2 separate regions of the Homo sapiens genome follow, and region 1 is linked to region 2. Evidence: chromatin loops called from intact Hi-C (ENCODE). Cell type or tissue: PC-3. All regions are shown on one strand. Each heading gives the region's core, and the rest is flanking DNA. Links, peaks and the distances in the headings are about the cores only.

Region 1 (9,895 bases), core at 1,179-9,178, 49 kb before region 2:
GTTCCGTTCAGCGTCTCCGTGCAGTTGGACTTTCCACCTAGGCAGGCAGGCATAGGTGTGCGGTTCTGAAAGACTGGTCTCTTTCCACATTCTCTCCTGCTCTAGGGACTGACTTTTGCTTTCTGTCTAAATCCATTTTGCCTGGACGACGACTTCATGGCATCCCTCCAGAATGACTTGCCCTGCCCAACTCATCATCCTTACACATGCCTAGAGGCCAGATGATGGGTTAGGCTACGGGGAAAGGAGCACAGGCAAGTCTTGAGTGTGGAGATCCTTACAGTCTCCTTACATTGATTGAGGCTCAAGGAGGATGTCAGCAGAGGTCCCACCAAGTCATTCGTTAATGACTGACACTAAACCCCTGGGGAGGAGTTGTAAGTTTTCAGAGAAGTTTCTGCCTCTTGGTAAAACCTTCAAGGAAAGGCCCTTTGAACTTTTCTCTATGTAGTGATAGAGAAAAGCCAAACCTGTAACTAGCCTTTGCTTCTAGATGTAATTCTCTAAAATCTTGACCTCCAACATGGCTCTCCAACAGCTATGATAAAAGGTATGTGTAGGAGGTCAGGAACATGTGATTAAAATAAAAACAGGTAAGTTTCCAATGGTGATAGATAGACAGCAAGTGTCATAAAAAGAAGGGGAAGATTGAAGATATTGTTTGCATTAAAAAGTGGAGTCTTGTATTTTCTCCACATTCTGCATAAACCTTCCTATCTTAAAGTACATTAGGGTTTTTACTCTCTATTCTGTCTCTCTCCACCCCTCTTCTCCCCCTTCCTTCCATCCTCTCCTTGCTTTCTGTACAGCTGCCTGATTCGTGGGTCACTTTGTCTTCCTAAGACTGAAAGAATCAGGTGGTGGGAAAGAGGGGAAAGGAACCCGTGCATGGGGGAGGGGAGGCATTTTCAGGGGCACACAGATTGAAGTAGGCACAGAAGGCAGCAGAAAGCATTATTACCATTATCATGCTAATCTATTTACAAGGCCCTTTTATTCATTAATCTTTGAATAGCAGAACTGTTCATACAGCCTGAAATAAGAACCACCTGTGCCTCTAGGACCAAAAAATAAAAGTATTAAGGACAAATGATATGTCGAAGCAGGAAGGGAAAAATTAAATATAAACAAAAGGATTCAAAGCCATTTCTTCTGTCATTTAGATCGTCACATATATGATTTCACAGCTCACGTGTTGCAAAATGGCCAGCTGACTGGCAATTTAGGAGACATCATCCAAGTTCAGAGAACAGCTCTGGGGAGGGTTCCAAATGTTGTGAAATTATTAAACAGTTTGTTTTTAAAGATCCAAACTAAGGTTTTTCTACACTAATTCCTATTATTCTTTTTTGGAAGTAAGCACTGATAAGCCAAATATAAATGATTTTGGTTAATGCTCTAGATTCCCTGATTAACTCAATAAAGAAATCTTTTATATTGTCTTCACAGAATTCATAGTAATATAGAAAGCCAAAGCCGGTAGGGATCTTACATGTATGATCTAGTTCAAGCCTCTCATTGTCTATTAAACCTTTAATTAAGAGTTCTTTACATGTAGGCTAAGCCCCCGTTTGTCACATCACACATAGGTGAGTTACATTATCGTTGGAACAGTTATTCTTACAGGGAGCAATGTAGTTCTTGCAAACACTTATTACCCTGTGTTATAGATACTTAGCAGGGGCTGAAGGGAGATGTAGGGAAAGGCTGCAGCCTTCCTTATATCATTATTTTAAGATAGGAGAGATACCAATTAGAAAGTCCACTGAAGAAGATATTTAGGCCTGAGCATCTTCTAAGAACAAATGCAATAATAGCCAGTGGAATGGAATAGCTTCCATATTCCTTTAGGTGGGACTTTAAATTCTCTCAATAACAATTCATATTAAACGTCATTCCCTTTGTCAAGAGACTGAGTTCTTTAGTTCTGACCACCAAACCTTACTGTTCACAAGTGTTAGAATTATGTCGTCCTAGAGCTGGAAGAACCCACTCTGAAGACTACCCACTCATTTTGTAAAGGGTATTAGAACCCAAGAAAGGGGATGGACTTGACCAGTGAGTCTGAACCAGGACTGGAGCTAGGATATTCTACCTTCTAGCTCAGTGCTTTTGCATCTTTTTGATGACTATTTTGTGATTTAGTTCTATGATGAAGCATTCAAAATAAATCCCTTAACTGTCCATGCCACTGTTTATTCATCTGTAAAATGAAGATTGTAATTTCCCCATTGATTTTTTTTTTTTTTAAGTTCCTCAAGAGCTGGGACTGTGCCATCCATCTCAGTATTTCCCAAGGCACCTAACTCATAAAGTGCTCTACACACAGAGCTGCTCAATAAATGTTCACTATTGAATAGTTGAATGAATGAATGAATATGACTTTTAATTGGGCTTTGCAAGTGATGACTCCTTCAGAATTAAATGATTTTTCTTCTAAGTTGTGTGCACATTCTCAGCCATTCATTTGTTAAATATCTTTCAGGAGAAACAGTGAAAAATGATGATGATGTCTTTGGTAGTATATGGAAGACCTTTCGGTACTGCAGAGGTCTGATTATAATCATGGAGTTTTGTTATTGTCATTTGTTTTCTTTGTAGTTGGTTGTTCATGAAGACCTGCGAAGGCCTAGTGATCTTGAGGGTCAGTTGATTTTGAGGTTCTCAGTAGCAGGAGTTGGTGTATTCTTAGCTGCCCAAGAACCCTCCCCAGCATATTGCTATGGCATTCTTGTCATTTGTCCTGAAGAAGGGAAGAGACAGGACCATGCTGGGGGACCTTATCTATCTAACTCCTGTTGTTGTCTAGTGCTTAGAATAATACCTGGATCATAATAGGTATTTGATAAATAGTTGTTAAATGGATAAGTAATTGCTGAAGGTCTACTTTTGCTTGACTAGCTCATGCCTTCAAAGTCTATAACTGGACTGGATGACTGTTCTCTTCTAAAATAGGATTTTGTGAATTATTTGAGTCTATTTCTCTGACTCAGAAGTCTAAGCCGGGATAAACTCTTCCTCTCATAGCATAAATTCTACCAGTTCCTTAAAAATCTGTATCTTTGGGTCTATAACTCGCACTGGCCAGGACCATTTGTATTCCACGCCTCCTCTCATGCCTACACTATGAGATGATGGCTTACAAAGGCCTATTGCCCACTTATACTTCTCAAAGCAGCCATTCAGAGAGGTCAGAATTTAAAGCAGAGATTATTTTAGTGGGGAGGTGGTGAGGAGGGTTAACAAAATTGCTGTTTTATTGGATCTAACTTGCTTTTCAGAAGCACGTGACTGGCATATTTGGGTCATTAAATATAAAGACATTCTGCTTATGAATTATGCCAGCAAGATGTTTTCAGATCATACAAAAACAATGTGTGTGGTGACTGCCAAGTAGTGTTTTTATGTGTATGTCTGTACACACCACCCACTGATCTATGCAAGGCAGTGGTGCTTTGCACTAAATGCCACATCGTTCCTTCTGGGATCTCAGAACCTTTCATAAACAGTCACTTAAGACTCTAGTGAGTTAAATAAATAATAAGATCCTTACCCCCTTGAAAAGAATATGTAGCCTACATATTGAAAAATTAGGCAATTTAGCCCAAGGCAGAATGAGCAGAGAAAGCATGACCTGGTGAGCCAGACCTAAGTGCCAGCAGCAAGAATTTTGATCTGTAAACATTCTGATGATGGCAGATGGCAGTGCGGCCTTGAGAGGGGCTTTCAGTCAATCTGCAACCTTTTATTCTGTACCTGATAAGTCTCTGGTACTGAGTTAGAAGCTGTGAAAGGCCAAGTGTGGTGGCTCACGCCTGTAATGCCAACACTTTGGGAGGCCAAAGCAGGAAGTTCGCTTGAGCCTAGTTTGAGACCAGCCTGGGCAACATGGGAAATGTCATCTCTACACACACACACACACACACACACACACACACACACACACACACAGAAATACACGAAGAGAAGAAAAAAAAAGAATCTATTAACGAAAAAATAAAAGCCAAAACATGCATAGTATCTTTCTTACAAGACCTAAAAATCATCCTTTCAATTTGTTGAGCACATCCTGGGTGCCAGACAGTTCAACATGGAACATAATTAAAACATTAAATACTGGAATACAGACAATATGCAGTTTCGGAGACAGAGAGCAGTTAAGTTTCAGGGTGTTTGTGGTGGGGAGTTGATAGTTAAGAGAAAGGAGTTGAGGCTATGAACTGAAAAATGGGCACGGTTGAAGTCAGCAGCAGGACATTATATTTGAGAAGAACCAAATACACGAACGCAGAATGGTCAGAAAGAGGACAGCATTTTTATAGCCATTTTCTCTGCATCTCAGTTTTTGTACGGGTAAAATAAAGGAAGTGATACTGGTTAGTAGTGTGTCACCACCGGAAGGATAGCTGAGGGTGACTAATATGTTCATAGCTGCCAGGATGAGAGGCTCAGTGTTTCACATGGCATTGGCATTAAGGTTCTTGGGTTTTATGAGGTCCTGTTTAAGAATATGACACTGGAGGTATTTCTTTGGAGACTTTTATTTGCCTGTGGTGTGTTGTGATCAGAACCACTCTTTGGGAAGAGAGAGGCTCTTCTTGGCCACAGGGTGGGTACAGATTAGCAAATGCAACCATATTGGGAAGGAACGCTTGGGTGTTCTGGTGGCCCTTCCCCTCCCAGACTGAGCTCTGTCTAGGATTATCAGGCAGGTGTTCAAATAAATAATGCAGCTAAAAATACTTCCAGCAGCAACTGGGACTTCTGTAGCTCTGAGATGGTCGGAGTATGCATTTCAGCTACTCGAGCAGGTGTGCAGTGGCTCCAGAAACTTAGAACAGACACACCCCTGACACATCCTCAACATGGACCAAGACCTCATTTCCAATGGAGAAATGAAACAAAGCATTTATTTCATCTAGTCTTACCTGGAAACAGGTGTGCCTTGGCTGAAGGCGTCAGAGGTAGAGCTCAAAAACAAGTTAATAGTCATTGTCTAGGGGAAGATGGTGGTTTCAGAGCAGTAAGTGGTATTAATATTACCTGCTCCCTGTCCAGGACTTGTTCTTCACTAAGAAGTAGTACCTAGCATAACTTCAGTGAGAAGATAATCTATAATAACATAATAATAACAACTGTTAATATACTAGCAATCTTTTATTAAGCATGTACTGTGTCAGACACCATATTTGTTGATTTAATTCTCAAAAAGAATATCAGGGCAAATGACATTATCCCCATTTGCGTAGATTCAAAACTGAGGTTCAAAGTAAGTAAGTATCTTGCCCAAGGGGACACATGCTTTAAGTCACAGAGTTGGAAGTCAGATCCAAGTCTGATTCCTAAACTGTGGATAAAGTTGTGTTTCCATTTGGACTTACCACGAATGTGGCATGTTTTACCTTCTTTTTTGACTCTAAATTTGCCATATACATTAATGTGTAATAAAAACTTGCATTGTTGGCATTGCAGCATATTCAAGGTAATTTTGGAGAATCTAGGTGTTTTGGGCAAAAGAATTCATCATACACAACCTCCACAAAGATAGCCATGCCTGGGGTGAAAATCTTCTGCCAATTAAAGCTTCCAGTTGTATCACATTTAGGAACTTTGAGGACATAACTCTGAGTGGTCAGGGTGGGGTGACCTTCACTAATGGGCGTTGTTCCCATAGGACTAACTCTGGTACATATAGGCTCATGAGGAATACCTGACAACCAGGGGTATTTAAGATTTGGGTGACAAATGGAGTGTTCAAAATGGTTCTGTGGAATCACTGTGCTTCTTGTTATCACATGAGTTTTCACCTGGCAATGACATAGAAGCACATGGGCAGCCAAACTCTGGATTGCCTAGGCTTTGAGGATGAGCCCAGCCCACCTCTACCGCTTCGTAAAATCAGAGCCAATGACAGAGGTTGCCTGACTGATGGTTGCCGGAGACTCAGAATGCTTTTGACTCTTTGACTTTGTGTGAATATGGTGGAGATATTGAAAGACTCTTATCATTGTGGCAGGAATTAGTTTTGAAAAAGAGGTCTGTTTCAGAATTTTAGATTTCAAAATGTAAAAATGTTGTGACTTGCAAGTAAGGCATAATTTTGGTCTCTTAAAACTGAAATTGTTTTCCTATTTTTCTAGTTTTCATAGTAAGTCCCTCTCCTCCAAGTTGAATCACACTCAGCTTTACTGAGTAAGGAGGGGCTCACCCTCAGGATCTGGCCAAATGACAACTTTTGGCTGATTAAAAAAAAAAGTGTTTCAGAATTCTACTCAGCCTTGCTCACAGGCAATGACCCCGTCAGATCTGATAAACTGAACAAGCTAGGGGCTACCAGGAGCTGCAAAAGAGACCTACACAGAAATGCCAGTCTGTGAGAGAGAACAAATGGTTAGGATGGTGTCCCAGGAGCAAGCAACTCAATGATGAGCCATTTTTCTATCACTCTCCTTCAGGTTTAAATCTGGGGTAGGGTTAGGAGAAATTCTTCTGTCTGTGTTTCATTCTGTTAGAGGTAGGGTTAGAAAGCTCATGGTCTGATGTGTAGAGTCAATTGTGGAATGTGAACCATGATTCTGAGTATAATGAAGTTCTATGACAAATATACAGCCAGAACCTGGACATCAGGAAGTGGTAGCCATTTTTACTTGTCCTGAGTAAAAGCTTTAGGCTATTAATTGGCTTTGTAAATATTGTCTCTACAGGAAATCAGGGAGTAGGTATATGGCATATTATAATTACCTGGGGGCCTTTTTAATATTTGTGCATGCTCTGAATCAGAATTTCTGGATACGGGGAGGCGCAGGCATTTGTAGTTTTGGAAAGCTCTCCAGGTGATGCTATGCCATGTCCCAGTGAATTGAGACCTGTTGTTTTAGATTACTGTTAGTAATGTTGTTTTTGTCTTATCCAATGAATATACCCACATTGGCACACTCTTTCTGTCATCGAATTTGGAGGTGTCTGGGCACTGGAAAGCACATGGGGGGTATGTGTGTGTCTAAAGTGTGCGTGTGTATACATGCATTCATTTGTTTTCTGAGGCACACGGTCTGCTGCTGGCCCTGTGACAGGTGATCAGAGCAATGTGGACATGGCAAGCCTGGGCAAACTCACTCTTCCCATTTCACCCTGCCTGCAAACAGAGTTAACATCCTCAAGGTAAAGCTCTGAAATCCCACGCTGACCTTTTCGTGAAGCATTATAATCAAGTTGAACATTTCCAGTTTTACCACAAATGCTTGCCCCGTGGGAAAATACTTCCCTACATTTTATGACAATTGATTCTGATTTTGAGGAACTAATTTGTATCGAATGCAAAATGTCCAGCCTCACATGGAAACTGGAAAGTCCCCTTGTCCAGACAGGTCCAAAACTGTGTTTTTATTGTAAAGACAGGGGAAACAATGAAAGATTGTGTTTTTTGTTTTAGAAAATCCTTCCTTCATTGTTCTGCATACTTCTGTATTTTATTTTTTTTAACAGTCCTGTGGGTTTAATGACCACAGGCAATTTTGTGGATATCTGGGGCTCATGGGAAACTTCACCATGTCTGGATTCTAAGCTCTTAGATGCCAGAGCCTACTGGATCTTTTACTGTATGTGAAGTCACCCGTACTGCCAAGGATCCTGAAGTGAACATGCTGACCCCTTTGAGAGATTCTTGGAAATATGACTGACATTTTCTACTGTGCAATGAAAGTCAGCATTTCCCTCCCCACATTATAGTTCTGGCCACAAAGGAAGCAATGCCCCTAGAACTCTCTGATGTATCTGAGAACCCTGGAGGCTTCTGACTTCATTTGGAAGAAGTCATGGAAACAAAAGCTGCTACTTCTCAGGCTAACATCTGCTGACATAAACAGAAGCCCCTCAAGGATACCTTCTGCCAGTGACCAAACCGGGGGCTCAAGTGAAGAAATATTATCATTAGACCTGCCTCCAGGTCTAGCTAATGTCTTATTCAGTATGAATAGCAGTGGCGTTTGGGCAGGGAGGTGATGAGATGCCTATTAAGGTAACAGAGGTGTCCAATGGAACATTGCTTGTTTAGCCTTATGACCTCTGTCCAAGGGAGGGCTTCCTCTGTACTGGAACTGTGGTTGACTTAGGGTTTCTGCGGTTTCCTTCCTGAGGTATATTTACAGTGACTGTGCCTTCATTGCAACAAATTTTAGGTTCATCCTCTTGAGCAGGGGGAAGGAGCCTCTCTCTTCAGAAGCATGTCAGGATATCTTTGGTAGGCATCATGTTCTGTTTACTTGAACCAGTGAGAAGATGGCCGAGCAAGCAAGGATAAGTGTACGTGTCTATAAAGGTTTCTTCTAATCCTGCGAGTCTGTAAGCATTCTAGGGTTCATCGGAAACTGTCTACTCCCATTTCTGGAATTTGCCTCTTGGCATCATCATGCAGGGGGCTTTTTCTAGTCATGCTTTGTGGTGGAAAGGTCAGCTGAGCACGGAGGAACAGGGGACTCACTGCTTTTCTCCCCTTTGGGCCCTTGAGCAGGCATTTGACTGCTGCATATGAACCTGGGAGCCATGGGGTCTTAAGGCTTTCTACTTGATTCTCAGTGTGGCCAGAATTCTGTTTAGGGCACTGCTCCAAATCTCGGTGACACTCCATCTGTAAAATTGGGTGGCAGTGTAGTGTGTGTGTGTGTGTGTGTGTATTTTCTTATACAGGACTGGAAGAGAATGGAGGAAGAAGGATAATGACTTAAAAGCGAAAACAATTGAATTCTTTGAGCTACAGTGCTGTGTCCTGAGAGTGCAGTTATTTTCCACTGCAGTAATGCTTTCAAAAACATTTATCTAGCTTCTCTCACTTTCTCATTTGCTGTCATTGGTGTGAAAAATCGAGTTACCAGAAGGTTCACCCATGTTCCACAGGTATGAATACTGAACGTTTTATTTAGTGTCTCATTAACAGCTGGCCTGTGGCTCCTCCTTCTCGGCTTGACTCTGCCCTGTCCAGGGAAATGGGGAATCACGCTTAAGGATTAGCAGGGTGCCTATTTTCACTTACAGTGCTTCATTCCTGTGTTCATGTTACCTATTCCCTTTACAAAATATGAATGAGTATCTTTTTGTGACAGGCTATATTCTAGGCACTGAGGATCCAACAGTGGACAGAACACACAAAGTTCTTACCTTCATGGAGCTTCCATTTTAGTGAAAGAAATAGAAAATAAATATGACATGATATAAAATGATACACTATCCTATATACTACTAACATCTTTTAAACCCAGTTTTATATCTTACCCCCTGACCGACTCTTTACAGGTCCTGGCTCCTGGGCAAATGGTGCCCTGTCTGTCTATGCCTGGCTGTCACTGATTATAGATATCTTCAGGGCCTAAGCTCATGCTCTGCAACCATTTTCTGTTACAGAATCTTCTTGCTGCTCATTGAAGCCTTAATCTCTTATGCTGCGATCAATGGGTGGGCACCTTTCCCATTTGGATCCTCATTTTTTAATCCCTGCTGCCTCCCTCAATGTCATCTGGTTCCATTTTTCTTTATAGACTTTCAGGTCTACTGTACCTGCTGATTACTTAGTGGAGAGTGCTGGACATCTCCCTTAATTAATTCCATCGATTTGAAATCCCACAAGGTTTGGGGTCTTTAGATTTCTGAAGCAGCTAAATGGAATGTCTAAATTCCAACCTTTTCCTTCTACAAATTGTTTTGCCACAAAGTTACTGGGAGAAAGTGCTGTGGTTTTATTTATTTGAAGAAGTATATTAATCCACAGAAGACTCTGCATGCCTAACTGGGCTTTTTGTATACAAAATGGAAGAAAAAAAGATGTTTGGATCTCTCTCCCTCTCCTCCTCTCTCTTCCCCTCCTCTTCCACTGACCATCAAGATTCTGTTCCTCATTCTTTTC
Region 2 (9,895 bases), core at 1,231-9,230:
TTCACCGTGTTAGCCAGGATGGTCTCGATCTCCTGACCTCATGATCCGCCCGTCTCGGCCTCCCAAAGTGCTGGGATTACAGGCGTGAGCCACCGCGCCCGGCCCATTGGGACATTATTCTTATGGTCATTTTAGCAAATTGTAAAGCTTGCTATTTAGTTCAGGCTATACCTTTATTTGGATCAGTGTGAGGGATTTTTTTCCTTCAACCTCAAATTTATGATCACTAAGTGTTGGGCAAATACAGTACTATAGATACTCTTAGAAGGGTGACTAATTCAAATATCTACCAGTAATGTCAAAGAAGGGGGGATGAACCAACTATATTCTCTAAGATTAATTGATATTGTATTAGATTACATGGGCGCTCCAAGAAGATCAATATATATATTTTTTAATTTCACTTTGTTCCTCACGTACTGTTGGAAACCAGCTTTGCAGTGTGACACCTGTGGGCTCAACATTGTTTCACCCTTATTTTGATGACCTGCCCTTGTAAAGTTAAATAGAATATAAATTGATAGTATCTCCTAGCCTCCCATGGTTCTATAAGTTTAAGTCATTAAGATGAAGAATAAAGTGTCCTACAGAGAAATTGCCAGCTTAAAAGACAAAGTGTTGGAATGTTACAGTAAGAGCTCTGATGCCCTAGGTCAATACAGGTTGGCAGAAGCAGCATAGTTTAGGGAACTCTGTTCTTTTCCGATGCAATTTGCAACAGTCCTCAGCCCAGCATCTCACTTGTTTTTCCTACTATGTTAAATGTGATCCTACCTACCCTTAGAGATAACAGTGAAAATTAACCTAAAACATAGAGCCAAGTCTTTCAGCAATTTGACATACTTTAAAAAATATAAAGTGTGCTTCATTTTCATATCAGCTTATGATAACCCACCTTCTGGAACCAACCTGGTAATTAGTTATCTGGGTCTGCAGTGTGCAGTAGGTCCATTCCTCCATGTGTCTCTGTCTATCTTGATTTCTGGCTCAGCTTCTGATATCTAAATGATATTCGTTGAGCAATTTGGAACCTAAATGGAGTTAGAAATGCTATTATTCCATATTTTTCAAGTAGTTAAAAGAACATCTTTGTAGCAAATTTTCTAGGAACACAACAATTAGAAATGTTTAATAACCTGTGGTCACTTTCTTACAATTAATTATCTTGAACTCATTTTCTGCTAATATCAAATCTTGCCAGAATAATGAAATTGGAGTTCTTATTTTCAGCTAGTTTTCATTTGTCAATCATTGACCTACTTTTCTTTGGAAATTTGTAATAAACTGAAAAATAATAGCAGCTGTACTAATATTGGTATAATAATTTCCAGTGTACCAAGTACTTTTCATGTATATTATCTCGATTTTGATATCATGATAATTCTAAAGGGATAGCTTTTATTTTTCTTAGTTTACAAATGTGAAAACAAACCCAGAGAGGTTAAACAGTCAAAATCACAATTCAAGTCCAATGTGAATGTATTAGGATTAGGTTCAAATGTGAGTAGCTGAAACCACATCCACCCCCTTTCAAAACATAGGAAGTAAGATATAAGCAGTTCAGGGCTGGCAGAGTGGCTCCATAGACCACAAAAAACTTAGGCTCCTTCCTGAGTTTTCACTCAGTCTTCCCTAAAAGGTGATCCTGTGTCATCCTCGTGATCTAAGTTGACTGCTAGAGCTCCAGCCATTCCATCTGCATTCCAGGCATCAGAATGGAGGAAGGGGCAGAGAATAACTGTAGACTTATTCCTTTTAAAAAAGACTTTCTAGCATAATACTTGTACTACCACTTGTATCCCATCAGTTAGGACTTAGTATTACGACTACATTTAGTTACAAGGGAGTCTTGGACATGTAGCTGGGTAAAAATGTTCCAGCTCTTAGAAACGGGGCAAGTTTCTGAAATGTCACTGCACTTGGGTTTAGCTACAGCCTACAGATTTTCCCTAACCAAGAAAGATAGACCGAGGAGTCATTTTAATTGTCTAGATCTGATTTGGAACATAGGTGTCATGTTATACTAGAGAATCTGGCTGAGGGCAAAGGCAAATCTTGATCGTATTAATAAATGTTTGCTGTATTGGGTGTAATTGTACACATTTGCAGCAAGGCACATCCAAAGAGGAGGTGATGTACTTCCCAAGCAACAGCAACACTGAAAAGGGACTGACTCCAATCATGCCATGGTGAGCAATCTGTGGAGACAAGAGTGACCACAAACTCTGAAATAAATTCATAAAGATTAATCTGTGTGCTCCAGGCTACTAAATTCACATTCCCCCTTGGTGTTACTTCCTACTTAAACTTTAATAGAATGGTTTATAGGATTGTGGAGATTTATAGGATCAATTCCTTGGTTATTTGGTGGCCAGTGGTCAGGGAACCTAAATGCCGTATATGACCTCAGTAGATAGGGCTTCTTACTGTCAAAACATTATTTCTGGAGGAAAAAAGAATCCAAATTCCCAAGTACCTGGGCATATACTTTATGCTCTGTAACTCTTGTCAATGAGCTCAGCAAGTGGGGTGTTTTCCCTCAGTTCTTTGTCTTCTATATCAGTTGCCCTAAAGGCTTTAGGAGTTACAATACACACACACATCATACCTCAGAGGTACTGATGGCAAGTAGCTATCTTTGATTTATTTGTATTTTTTAAAGAATAAGATGAAAATAGAGCACTTATATGTTCACGACAGGAAGGATTTTGTGTGTATTTGTGTATCTGTATAATATTTCACATTGTATATCACTTTAGCCTCTTAATATGATTTTCCTTAGGTCACAAATCCATATAGAATATTTGACAGTGTAGCTTGCTCTAATATTTTTGTTGCAGTAATGTGGGGATGACCACATTACTCATAAGTGAGCTCTGCTGGTCTCTTCAGAATGTCAGGAGAAACTTATGGTGCTGCCTGCACCATCACATATTTTATTTAGACCACAGATGTTCAGTCTCATAATTTAGTTGTCTTATTTTGTTACATTTTCAGCTGCATTTTTTCTTTTTCTTATCTTGCCTTTATAATTTTATTGGAATTTGTCTAGTTATAGCCCACCTACATGGAAAAAGACTATTATTTGTGGCAACTTCGGCCCACAAATCTATATATATAACTTGAAATGCGTAGGTTTCTTATCTAAGAAACCTTTGCACAACCCTATAGGAAATGTAGAAGTGTGCATATATCTTTACCATTATTGCAGCTACTGTTTCAGTAGTTTCTGTTGGAACATTTGCAATGACTTCCAAAGATAATATTCTTCTAATTTAAGACTTTGGTTTGGTTTTTATAAGCCAAGTTGTCTTTATTATAATTCTCCTGTGAATTGGTCTTCTTTGGGAAGGAATTTTCTAGCACTGGAGGACAGGTTTCCATATAGTTATAGGTTAAAATACCCTTCCTCCACCCTCACCTTTCCAGCTTAATTGCTTCTGTCAGCGGCCACATATATGGTTGTCAACAGTTTACAGACAGTGATTTAACCCTCAGTTTTAGAAACATATAGAGGTGATGTCTTGACAAAAAAGAGCAAGCAGTATAAAGATGTACATGTAGCCCTACCTACTTCCATGATTTTTGTCTCTGCCCAGCAAGAGTCAGTGTTATCTTTAAAAACAAATTGCTTCTGGTATATGTGCGATAACATGTATGTGTGAGATTGTGCACATGTACATGTGCAGTGGAGTGGGCATCAATGTATTTTACTGATTGAAGAACACAGAATAATTTCTATTCTCATTTGTTTTGGAAACTTGGAACAGGAAGAGGGAACTTGGCTTCATCAATGAAGATGATTGGCTCCCGATAATGGCTCCCTTCTGGTGCCAGATTTAAGGCAGGAAAAAGCAAACAGCTGTTCAAAATGACTTTCACCTAGTAAACACAGGAGAGAAGGCAGCTAACACTTACTGGATGCCTTCTGTGTGCCCAGCTTTAGTCTAATTGCTTTACACATGTTAACTCATTTAAACCTGATGGCAATCCTGTGAGATAAATGTGGTTCTCCCCAGTTTACAGATGAAGAAACAACTGAGGCTTTGAGAAGTGAACTGACTCTCCCAGAGTCAGACAGCTAACAAGAGGCAGAGGAGTTGGAATTTAACTTAGGTCTGTCTCATTATAAAACCATCCAGTTTCCAGGGTACCATGGAAACTTGTGTCACTGTGAGTCAGATACTCTCATTCTGTCAGGGTGTGAAATGCCCCTTAAAATACTGTTATGTGAAATCATAGCTGGTGGCTTTATGCACTATCCTCACTGACTCTGCTAACCTTGTTTGAATAAATTAAAAAATATTTATGAACATGTACCATGCCCCTAGCAAAGTTCTAAATGCCGTTGGGGGAAAAAAGAAGGGTAAAATATGGTCCCTGCCCTTGGATGGGTAACTCTCATTTGGCAATCAGAAAAGCAGTACATGCAGCAGCTGATGGCCATGATGATATTTAATAAATTTGTGACTTGGGTGACAACAGAAACTGAATAACTGTATGACATCATTCAAGCACAAAATCCAGAAGCTGAGAAGGGGGAGATTAGTATATGCTAGGGTGAAGGGAATCTAGAAGGACAGTTTAAATGTGGCTGCATGGAAGGCTGGAAGGAAGACTTGAGAGAAACAGCTGGACTGAGCAGTGATTGTAGAAACATAAAGTGTCATCATTACAGATTTAAGAAGAGTAACATCTGCCTGGCACTTTACAGTTTCCAGAGCACTTTATTTTCTTATTTCTATTTTCTCTCACTTCCATTATTATTGTTATTAATCATCATCACCCCTGCTTTACCTATGAGGAACACCAATCAAGTACCATCCCTTACACATATTGTGCCCTAGGAAGGGCTCCTGAGGAAATAAATAAAAGACTCTCATGCTGAGAGAGAAGCAGCAGGACACTTGCTCATGGTCACACAGCTAGTGAGAAGCAGAGACTTGGCCTTATCCCACGCCCTCTGATTCCAAGTTTGGATAAAAAATAAAGGCTTTTTCTAGAGTTTTATATTCCTTATCAATGGCTTCCAGTTTACAAATGGGTTGTATTCCAGAAATTTTCTTTTCTTTCCTTTTCTTTTATTTATTTATTTATTTATTTTTTTTTTTTTGAGACAGAGTCTGGCTCTGTCACCCAGCCTGGAATGCAGTAGTGTGATCACTGCAACCTTTGCCTCCCGGGTTCAAGCGATTCTCCTGCCTCAGCCTCCTTGAGTAGCTGGGATTACAGGCACGCACCACCATATCCAGCTAATCTTTTTGTATTTTTGGTAGAGACGGGGTTTCACGATGTTGGTCAGGCTGGTCTCGAACTCCCGACCTCGTGATCCGCCCGCCTCAGCCTCCCAAAGTGCTGGGATTACAGGTGTGAGCTTTTATCCTGTTTTTTTTTTCTTTGCAACCTATAACACATTTTCAGGAAGTGTCATAAAGCTAGATTCCAAGGTCCATTTGGACCTATTGCAAAAGAGAATATGCCTTAACTGTGACCTGCTTATTCTGTTTTAATTATGTCTGTTCACTCTTTACAAAATAGTTCTTAATACAAACAATACATTCTGAGGCAGGGCAGACTATATAATTTGTGGGTCCCAGTACAAAAGGAAAATGTCAACTCTTCATTCAAAAATTAAGTATTTCAAGATGGCGTCATCAGAGCATGAAACCAAACACGGGGTCCTTCTGCATGAGGGGCCCTGGGGTTCCACACAGGTCTCATGCTCACAAAGCCAGTGCTTTGGTTTAGAATACAAGGAATACCTTTTTATCCTAGAAATTTTATCAGAGAGTGCGCTGGAGGCATATACATGTGCGGGGCCCGGAGAGGAGGAGTGGACAGGATATGGATTGGATATGGCTTTCTGCGTCCAACTGCACTCTACTCCTAAGTACCAGGAACGTGTTAACTCTCAGTTGCACAAGGAAAAATATCTCTTGATAAGTCATCCCCAAAGAATTCTGATTTGGAGCAAAGGGGAGGATGTAAAAGTGGGAGGTAGTACAAACATCAAAAAAAGAAAAAAAAAAAAGGCTTTCTGTACTCACTGCCAACTCAGATTTGGTTCATTTTCAAGTTTATAAGTTTATTATTATAAGTGTAGATAAGGCTCATTCTTATGTAGAGGTCCCAGTACCTTCCACATATATTTCTGGCACAGAAAAACAGATGGGATAGAAATTTACACAAAAATCACATCTGCCACTCTGGACAATTAAGCAAAACATGAAATTGCAACTAAAAACCACAGGGTATTTAAATAGAACAAGATTTCAAATGAAGGACTCATGTTGTTGAACCAGAATGTGGTTTAACTCTACATCTTCTGAAAAGGGAGGATATTTTTTGGTCTTTCCATATATACTTTTTTTTTTTCCACATCAGTAGATGTGCCTACTTAACGAAAACAACTTTTCTCATTCAGAGAGAGGCTAAGCCAAAATATAGTACTCTTTCGAATCATATTATCTGAAGGGACATGAAAAGGGAGTAAAAAAAACCTAACATTGATTTCACACCAGCCATGTGCTAGGGGCTCAGCAAAACTGCAGACAGCAAGTACAGCCGGCTTTATTTTACAGTTGAGGAAACAAGCTCTGAGATGTCATCCAAGGCCTCCCAGACAATAAGTGCTAGCTTGGGACTTAAGGCTTGAATTCTAAGTCCAAGCTTGTATTCTTCCCACACACCAGACTACCCATCCTGTTCTGAATTCCAACACAAGAAGCCCAGGACACAGAGGGGCACAGGGCCTGCAAAGCAATCCAGCCCCTCAACCTTGCAGGAACCCAATCATCAAGAGGGGAGACCCTACTATTAACATTCTCTGGGTCCTCATGGAGGCTGAGCACTGCTTTATAACTTTGCTTTTGCTCCCTTAAATGTTTCGGAAATGTGACTTGGATTTATAGATTGCAACGGCTTTCCATTGTGTGAAACCCAGTGGTTCCCGATAGAATGGTTCCAGCCAGCAAGAACAGTTGCCTTGTGCTGAGTGTAGCGGAAGAAGACAATAATTGACAGAGAAGCATATCATCTCTTTCTACCCAGTGTACCCAATCCACTCTGCCTCATCTCCCCACCATGGACCTGGAATGTTGTCAACCTACTTGTGTGAGATAAGAAAACTCTCATTAAGAAATCCATTCATCACGCCTGTAATCCCAGCCCTTTGGGAGGCTGAGGCAGGCAGATCACTTGAGGCCAGTAGTTCAAGCCCAGCCTGGGCGATATGGTGAAATCTGTTTCTACTAAAAATACAGAAATTAACTGGGTGTGGTGGCACACGCCTGTAATCCCCCAGCTACTCTAGAGGCTTAGGCATGAGAATTGGTTGAACCCAGGAGGCGGAGGTTGCAGTGAGCTGAGATCACACCACTGCACTCCAGCCTGGGCAACAGGGTGAGACTCTGTCTCAAAAAGAAAAAAAAAAAAGAGGAAAGAAGGAAAGAAGGAAGGCAGGCCAGCCATTCAAATTGATTCGAACATCAGATTCTTTGAACTTGCACATGTGATGTGGTTTGACTCCCTTATAAATACATCGAATTTGGTGGCTTAAAGCTTTAGAGTGGATCATGAAGAATCTCACAGGGGTCAAATGAGACTCTGGCCCCAAATTATGGATCTGTACTTGGGGTACATTTTCTTTCCTGGCCCCTACAAAGGTGAGCAGAAGACACATTTCCTTTGGTGTCAGAAGTGGCTTCATCTTTGTGGTCCTGCAGGGTAAAGTGTGACACAAGAGAAGACTTAGGTCCAGAAGATGCTATACATAAAGTGGGGAAAGCACCTTGCCCCTAATGAAGGCCCCTGAGACATGCACTCTTTTCTGCCCTTCACATGATGAAGTCTCACTTTGACATTTATTAAATGGGCCCGGTAGAACCAGTCCTCTCCTAAGGCTGTTGTAAGGACCAGATGAGGTCTTGTGTGTGCTGTACAAATGGGAATGACACCATCATAACCAGGAAGATTGAGTTGGAGTTGGAAATCTAGGGAGCATGGCAAATGTGGACCTTGAGCCAACTTTTATTACTGTGGCACCAAATCATTTATGAATAACTTATATATAAGTGATGAAACTCTATAGTACTAAAAGGAACTTGGTTCCAGTCACTTGCCCTCATGCCCTTACTCCATTTTGGTCTATAAAAAAAGTCAGTGCTCATGTTGATTCCCACACTTTCTCTCTGCTTGCCTGCACCTATTCCAGTTACCTACCTTTTGACTCCCTTTTTTTAGCTTTCAGATGGTAACTGACTTGAGACCAGTACATCCCTGCACATAAGCAGACAGTCCATGCTTATCTGAATTCCTGGTGTAAGCCCAGGGTAGTGCAAAGAGCATGGACATTGAAGAACTGCACTTGCGTAAGCTGTAACTTTGAACTTATTTTCCTAAAAAATAGGCATCCAGGATCTACTTCTGAAGCTTGATGTGTGGGTCAGCATAGACAATGTAGGTGAGATAAAATGAAAGCTGTTGGGAAGGTATAAAATACTATCAAAATAAAGAAGTCTAAATTGATATTCAAAGGCTATCTGACTATCTCTGCCTTTTTAGAGAATGCTTGTTTTCCAGGTCCGTGTCTTAGCCCTCCCAGACCCATCTCTGCTCTTTATAGATAAAGTTGAGTGACTTTCCCAAGATTACAAAGATCAAGAGTGGCAGACCAAGGACATCTCTCACTTGAAAACTAGGGCTCTTTTCACTGTAGCCAGCTCTTTGTTGGGAAATCTTCATAATCAGTGTCACCTTCTGTGCTCCAACTCCTCAGCCTCACGCTTGGGTGAACACTTCCTTCCCTTCTTGACCATTGCAGGCTAGTGCCATTCTCTTCTTCAGTTTTCATTGCTGGGATGTCTTGCAGCATGATGCCTTAGCTGTTCTGTATCTATGGGGGTCCATCATTTTCCCCTTAAGGATCTTCTCCTATAGGGTGCAATTATGCAGTTATCTTACTGGCTCATCTCTATTTTCTGCTATAACTTTTGAAGTGCATCACCGTCTCTAACTGTTTGTACTGGCGGCTCAGAGAATTTCCTTGAGCAAAGTGCATTTCTGAAGCCAAGTCCCAGCACTGCCATGTCTTTTGATGCCCTTGGTCTCCTTTCTCAGATGTGAGTAAAAATATTGGTGTTAATTACATAGGCTTGAGATACATGCAAAGAAGAGGGTGAAGACAGCCGTGACCTCTGAAAGAGAGGCATAGGTCAGTAAAAGATGCATTCATTCCAAAGACTGCTGCTTGTCCTGTGTTGGGCCAATCCTTTTCAGCAAGGTAATTTAAATTTAAAGTCAGCATTCTCCTGATTCTGTTTCCTAAAGGTTCCAGCTTTCATAGGATGGGTACACTTCACTCCCAGGCCTCCTGGGAGGCCTCCTCTACCCTTCCTCTACCGTTTTCTTGCTTCTCCCTAAAAACCTTGAAGATATGGAATACTTCCTGCCTACATCTTCAACTCAGAGACCGCCAGGGGATTTCAGTGTTTATTGCTTTTTTCTCTGGGTTTGGAACAGTTCCGACCAGGTACTATTTGAAAAATGTAGAAGTATTTTTTTGCTTATTATCAAAAGGAGAATGTAGTTTTCTTGCAACAAAATGAGAACTTGATATCTTTCTTGCCTCGAGGGTGTGTGTTGGGAGACGGGGGTGGTGTTCAGCCTTCTCTTCCTCCACCTCTGTATCCTGGTAGCCAGAATTGAAGTTCCAAGCCACACCAAGGAGGGTGGCTGCCTTTCATGAAAGGCAGACATGTAGTAATTACCTTTTTGCCTATCTGCCGCCGTCCCCTTGTGCTGAGGGGGTTCCCTTGCCGCTCTGTCTGTTGTCTGCACACTGCATTTGTTTGTCTGGAATGCAGAACTCCTTGCACTTGACAATCACTACAGTCTT

Evidence for each region. Peaks named below come from ENCODE experiments on the same cell type or tissue, not always from the same donor. Only the 100,000 strongest peaks of a DNase experiment are listed, where the experiment ranks them.
Region 1: it touches region 2 in a loop (3-fold over the local background); 26 of 110 quality-filtered maps call a loop at or near these places.

What each region holds. Positions count from the first base shown.
Region 1 is chr1:164,712,780-164,722,674 of GRCh38, forward strand. All of the region lies in intron 2 of PBX1 (PBX homeobox 1), which reads left to right. Among named protein-coding and RNA genes, the nearest start is that of PBX1-AS1, 57 kb to the right of the region's middle. RefSeq lists a silencer at 4,356-4,465. In PC-3, for the core only: no CTCF peak of the experiment used is centred there; a DNase peak (open chromatin) is centred at 4,442; H3K4me3 peaks cover 736 bases; H3K27ac peaks cover 3,466 bases.
Region 2 is chr1:164,761,639-164,771,533 of GRCh38, forward strand. The region is part of intron 2 of PBX1 (PBX homeobox 1); the gene reads left to right. It overlaps PBX1-AS1 (PBX1 antisense RNA 1), which reads right to left. Exons shown (of 4, transcript NR_038072.1): 2 at 8,689-9,895; 3 at 8,221-8,478; 4 at 7,478-7,718. Among named protein-coding and RNA genes, the nearest start is that of PBX1-AS1, 8.1 kb to the right of the region's middle. In PC-3, for the core only: no CTCF peak of the experiment used is centred there; DNase peaks (open chromatin) are centred at 4,153 and 5,953; H3K27ac peaks cover 1,628 bases.